2 separate regions of the Homo sapiens genome follow, and region 1 is linked to region 2. Evidence: chromatin loops called from intact Hi-C (ENCODE). Cell type or tissue: endothelial cell of umbilical vein. All regions are shown on one strand. Links, peaks and the distances in the headings refer to the core of each region. The heading gives the core; the rest is flanking DNA.

What was found. A loop is a pair of places that touch in the nucleus more often than their neighbours do. Peaks named below come from ENCODE experiments on the same cell type or tissue, not always from the same donor. Only the 100,000 strongest peaks of a DNase experiment are listed, where the experiment ranks them.
Region 1: a loop joins it to region 2, with 5 times the contacts of the local background. A loop is called at or near these places in 17 of 110 quality-filtered maps.

Annotation. Positions count from the first base shown.
Region 1 is chr3:156,690,554-156,693,472 of GRCh38, forward strand. All of the region lies in intron 2 of TIPARP (TCDD inducible poly(ADP-ribose) polymerase), which reads left to right. Among named protein-coding and RNA genes, the nearest start is that of TIPARP-AS1, 16 kb to the left of the region's middle. In endothelial cell of umbilical vein, for the core only: no CTCF peak of the experiment used is centred there; DNase peaks (open chromatin) are centred at 758 and 1,598; H3K27ac peaks cover 2,500 bases.
Region 2 is chr3:156,825,248-156,828,166 of GRCh38, forward strand. It overlaps LEKR1 (leucine, glutamate and lysine rich 1), which reads left to right and starts at 1,106. Exons shown (of 13, transcript NM_001004316.3): 1 at 1,106-1,129. RefSeq lists an enhancer at 1,579-1,638 and a silencer at 1,953-2,247. In endothelial cell of umbilical vein, for the core only: no CTCF peak of the experiment used is centred there; DNase peaks (open chromatin) are centred at 1,034, 1,304 and 1,584; H3K4me3 peaks cover 1,305 bases; H3K27ac peaks cover 2,336 bases.

The DNA of each region.
Region 1 (2,919 bases), core at 189-2,688, 130 kb before region 2:
GGATGTGTGGTGGTGAGATGTGGAAAAACAGAATTGTTAATATTTCAGCGGTTCAAGTTCATTCTTCCCTTAATAGCAAAAATCAGCAGTCTGTTCACAAGGTTTTGTTTTCTTCTGGTTCATGATAGGGCTGTATCTTAGATAAAACAATACTGATGGATTTAGCCATCTGATACAAATAGCAAGATATAAATCCTACTGTACAGTGGCTATTACCCATACTCTTTTTTGGCTGTCCCTCAGTAGAGATGCCTTTAGACCAGATGGGGTTTTCATCCACAAGGATTATTGCACCTTGCTTTTACAGAGACACCCCCAATCTCTAGCACTGTCTCTCTTGCTCAGTTTCCAACATCCTGTATTTACTGCTTTGACTCTAACTTCATCTGCTCAATACTGTAAATTCCTAACCTTATATCTTAAGGCTCTGACACCCTGGACTTAAACGTCCACAGTTTGTTGCCTGAAGTCTCTCACATTGCTTGTTTTACCCCCTTATAGGAATTTACAGGTTCCCATTTCCTCATCTCTCAGATACCCCTGTTTAGAAGGTCTCCTTTTCCAACTAGTACCAATCCTGTCTCCACCCGTCTTTCAAGAAGCAAAGTGCTTGGAGACCTCTTTTTCCTTGTTCTTACAGCTCTTTACTTACAGTGATATTTCCTGTTATTTAAACTGCTTCTAAGATTCTTCTTCTTGCAGAAAGCTATCTTGGATTGATAAAGTAAAACCTCTTAATTTTCCTGACCTTTATCCATTACTGGATGCCAATAACCACCTCCTCTCCCATATTGCTGCATGTTTATTCTTTGTCTCTTATTTCCTGAATGTACTTGCCACTGGTGAATTTAGATAGGCAGATGTACTGCTTCTTTGGCTTACATTTTGTTAGTTATTCCTTTCTTAACGCCCCTGGAAGACAGGGACTACATCTGTTTAATTCTTCGTGTATTGCCCAGTAGAGCCCACCATCACGATTATCATACATAGATGACTCATAATTGCTTTCTGATAATAGGAAGCAATAGTTTGATAAAGAAGAATGTGGTGGCTGTTGAACATTTGGCACCCATATTGCACACATTTATGCTGATGCAGATTGTGGAGAAAAAAACCTCTTGGCTTTAGATTTTTAAAGCATTCCCTGTTTAAGGGAGAGCAGGTGGTAAAATTAATCTTACAAAAAGATAATTTAATGTTTTTCAAATTTATGATTTTTGTCTCTGTCAAGTTTAGAAAAAGCATATTGAAAATCAAATAGAGCTAAAACAGTACTTTGATACATCAATCCAAAGAACAGTTGATTGTAGTAAATTAGGATTTGTCGTAGAAACTTCATAATGCCCAAAGGACTGACATGCACAGAGAATGTAGCAAAAGCTGCAGTTGTAGATGTCTTTCTCATGCAAATCATTATCTATGAAGTCTCAGTAATACAGGCTTAAACAGAAATTGCTAGAGTGATGTCCAGAATAAAATCTGACACTAAACAGCAAAAAGCATTGGCTGTTTATATTATAATGCATGTTAACATAATGACTGCTGTTCTAAGAACTCCTTAAAGGAAATACTGAGGATTTGTGACTCATAATTGGGAACAGTTGCTGGGCGATAAGCTTAAAGGGGGAAAAATATGTTTAGAAACTTGAAACAATCTTAACAGGGAGAAAGTTTTTTATCTCACTTCCCAATCATAACATCAGATTCTCCTAAAGTTAATGAAAATTGCTTAAGGCAACTTGATATGAAGTTTAATTTAGGCATAGGAGTTCCAGTTTACAGGACTTTTTTTGTTTTTTTGTTTTGTCGTGTTTGTTTCACTTTTTAGGATTTCCCAGAAACATTTTTCTATTTGAATTAAATATTCCTACTTACCATAAATCATTTTAAAACAGTGGCCAAATATTATTTTAAACTACATTATATTATCTTATTTCATACTTAATTAATATTATATGTTGTTTTTGAGACCATATCCAACTAGTTAGTACTCTTACTAAGCAAGAAGTTTGGGGTTTATTGGCAAGATCTTTAGGAATTTTAAAGGAGTATACTGCTTTTTTGTAAGTTCCATACTTTTTGGCTTCATCAGTTGGTTATATGGTTGTTTTTTCAGTGTAGAACCTGATTCATAAATTGTGAACATTGGGATAGAGGATGGCAAATATTTGTATAATCTGTTTTTCAAATATTTGTCTGCAGAATCTTTTGTGCACAGAATACCTGTTAATAGTTTTTGAAACAAGTATTCTAAGAGCAGATTTTGGAAAATGTGCTAGCTAGCAAAACCCGTAGATCAAATTTTTTTTTTTAGACAGTTTCACTCTTTTTGCCTAGGCTGGAGTGCAGTGGTGCAACCACAGATCAAATTTAATATCCTTTTCAAAATCCTAATTTACAGCAAGGAAATAAGTTAATTATTGGGAAAATCTGTCTCAACACCTAGACTTCACATGTACCAGTCTTTCTGAATGCCTGTAGATCTAGAGTATTTCCTGTGTTGTAGACATCCATTTAGAAATCTGTGGTACACTATGCTACAATATCTGTGCTGTTATCATATATTTAATTTTTTATATTTTCTTATAGTAACTTTCAAACATACACAAAAAAGAAAAGAGAGAAGAGTATAATGACCATTATGCCAGTTATTTGAAATAATGGTTCAAATGTTTCAAACTCTAGGTGAAGTTCCATAAAAGAGGAAACACAAATGTTTTTATTGGACTACCTTTTATAAATTATTAAATGAGTCTGATTCATATAGTGGGACTTCCCTCCAACAGTATGGAGACATTTGTAAAGGAATGATTCAGCAGCAGTCGACCAGATAATAAGATGACCAAAATATTCTCAAAGCTAAACCTCATAATAATCCAAACTTTTTTTTTCTTCATGTTTTGCCAACATTTTTCAACC
Region 2 (2,919 bases), core at 221-2,720:
CCTCCCAAAGTGCTGGAATTACAGGCCCGAGCCACCGCGCCCAGCCACATCTACTAGACTTTTTAGTGCCAAGGAACAAGGCACTAGTGTTCAGTACTTCCTGGTGTCATTAATTAGTAGTTATCAATAAGCAGTTTGGTGTACCGATACTGCTCTGCGTCATTTAATCACTTCTCTAAATCTATAGGTTCAATTAATTTTCTTTGTATTTACTTAATCTTATTTTATTCAATAGCAAACCAGTCTCTTTGCCTGCTACAGAGCCATCGATGTTTTCTTTGGTTCTTGGAAGAACTGTACTTCGACCTTATATAATCCTCAGAAAGGCAAGATCTGGACTACGAATGAGTCACCTGCTAATTACACCAATGGCTGCTCCTGCCTTGACCAGTCACAGAGTATCACCCTATCTCGGTATGCTGCTCTGCTTGTCGCGTAGTAGGTCTATAAATACTTGTTTTATGAATGAATGTATGAACAAAGGGAAGTTAGTCACGTGTAAGGGTGGGTAGCCTGCGATAAATAAAGTGTAGACTAGGAGGTCTCAAAATACTTTTTGAACTAAGCCCTTAATCTTCACTACTTTGGACTAGAATGGAAATGTCACCAACGCCTTCCCAATTAATTTGTCCTGGCTGTAATGACTGAAACCAGAACTTCCCTTTACACCCATGACCTCTACAGGCATCTCTTTTTCCTCTGCTCAAGAACAGTAACTGCTCACTGCTGTGTCTACCACATAGGCCCCAGAGCAAGGGGTGATAGGTAGGGCTATAGGCTCCCGACTCCCGACTCCCGGCAGTGCCTCTCTCCAACCCCCCACGAGGCTGGGACAGCTCCCTCCATCTCAGCAGTCGCTACCAAGCACCCGACCCACTCTCGCCCACCTCATCCCTCGATCCCCTTCCCTCCCTCTCACAGCATTCCGCGTAAGACTAGCCCAGCCTTCCGAGCCCCACCACCAGTTTTCCCACTTCCGCCCGGCGCGTGAGACCCTGGGCGGTGCAGGGGAGCGTTGACGACAGACGTGGGCCGTGACGTCGCCGCGCCCTGACGTCCAGCCGACTGGCGGCGCGGTCGCCCGGGAGACCGGGAAAGCCGTTTCACACCCGTCCTAGTCGAAGTCGAGGTGAGGGACGATGGCTTTCCTCAGCCTGGGATGACCCGGTCCTCCAAATGCAGTTCCGGAGTGGAGGCGTGCTCGCACCCGGGGAGAGAGCCAGAAAGCTGAGCCGCGGCGCCCCAGCGAGAGCACGAGGCCCCGGGTCTGGACTCCGCCACCACGCTCCTCTGCGGCCCCTTCCTGGTGTCTGCCAGCCCGCGGGGCCCAGGCGCGGTCCGCCTTCCTCCCAGCCCCGGGGAACGCGCGGCTCTGCTTCCTCACCCCCGCACCCTCCTCCTCCTCCTCTTCCGGCCACTGCAGGTCCAGGGGGAACGGGGTTAGAAAGGGACAGATTTGAAAGCCATTCCAGCAGTTTTGTCTGGCCTTGCGGTTGGTTTCTGTGTGGAAGAGCCTGCCGCTTCAGGAAAGTCTTAGGATGTGAACTCCCGCCTTCACCTGCCCCTGACCTGCTCGTTGTGGGTGATTCACGCCATGGGAATGGTTCTTTACGTAAGGGCTTGAAAGCTGAACGTGAGTTAATGGCCTGACGTGACACTAGTGTGAGAAACGGAATTGGAAACGAACAAGGACGTGTCTGCATTTTAAAAAATGTCTTTTCGGTGATCTTGTTAGAGAGGAGGTTCACAAACACCCACGTAGCTGCAGCCACTTATCACTGCACCTCTTGCCAAAGTGCGGTCCACATACGTGCAATGAGAAAGGATTAAAGGGACTTGTTTGATAACACACGCAAAACTATGTAAGACTAAATTTAAAAAATTACAGATTTTCCCTGTTGCCAAAAGGGAAAGACCCTTCTTTTTTCTTGAGAAACTTAGTATTTGTGAATGCTTCCTCTATTTAATATGTATGCAAATGTTTTTAAAGACCTAGGAATGCTTTTCTTGAGGACCTGGAAGCCATTTCTTTAAAATGTAAACATCAAGGAAGATAGGGCCCCAGTCTCCTTGTCACTTTGGGAGTTTAACCTAGGTGCGTTATTCCTAATTGTAAACACCTGTTTCGTTATGGAGCTGTGCATTACTTAGGAGGAAAGCCGTTAGCTAACACAGGTGGTTACCCCAATTACCAGATGAATTAAAGAGGAAATATAAAAGAATGTATAGAACACTATGTTAAGCCCTCTTACATGAGGACACGTTACCAGTTTCCTTGAGAATGTGTAATGGATTGTGTCTCCTTGGCTGTATAAAAGAGGGATTTCCTTCTCTCTTTGTAACCTCATTAGCAGATTAGCCGTGATGTGCATCAAAGTCTAGTTGAATGCCTAATAAAATTGTTGTCTTTCTGCATTGTGGAGCATTTTCTGGGTTGGCAGGACTTTTAATTTTTAGTTTCCCCCCGATAATCAGAACCTGCCAATTCCTCCCCTTCTTATGCTAAGGCCATAAAGTTGGAATAGATTCACAGACAATGAAGGCACTACACAAAAACTGTTCTACTGGTGCTTTGTTTATACTGTCATTTAGATCCGTGCTCTCAGATAACTTTATGGGTGAAATTTTAAAAGGATGTTTAGATGGTAATTTTTTGGAAAATTCTCCCAATAGAGTTGAAGTTACTATTTCATTTTACTGATGGCAAATCCACCATTAAATGACAGAAATGAGAATAATGAGCCTTCTGGGCTCTTGCCACATGATTATGACAATCTGCCAAACATCAGATTATGTTTGGGCTTATGTTGACATGGTTAATGGTACCTCCATTGCAGACCTCAGTTAACTTTACCACACATGTCATATTATGTTTTATGTGGGAAGACATAAAGCTCATTAGTTTTTGGTTTTAAACAG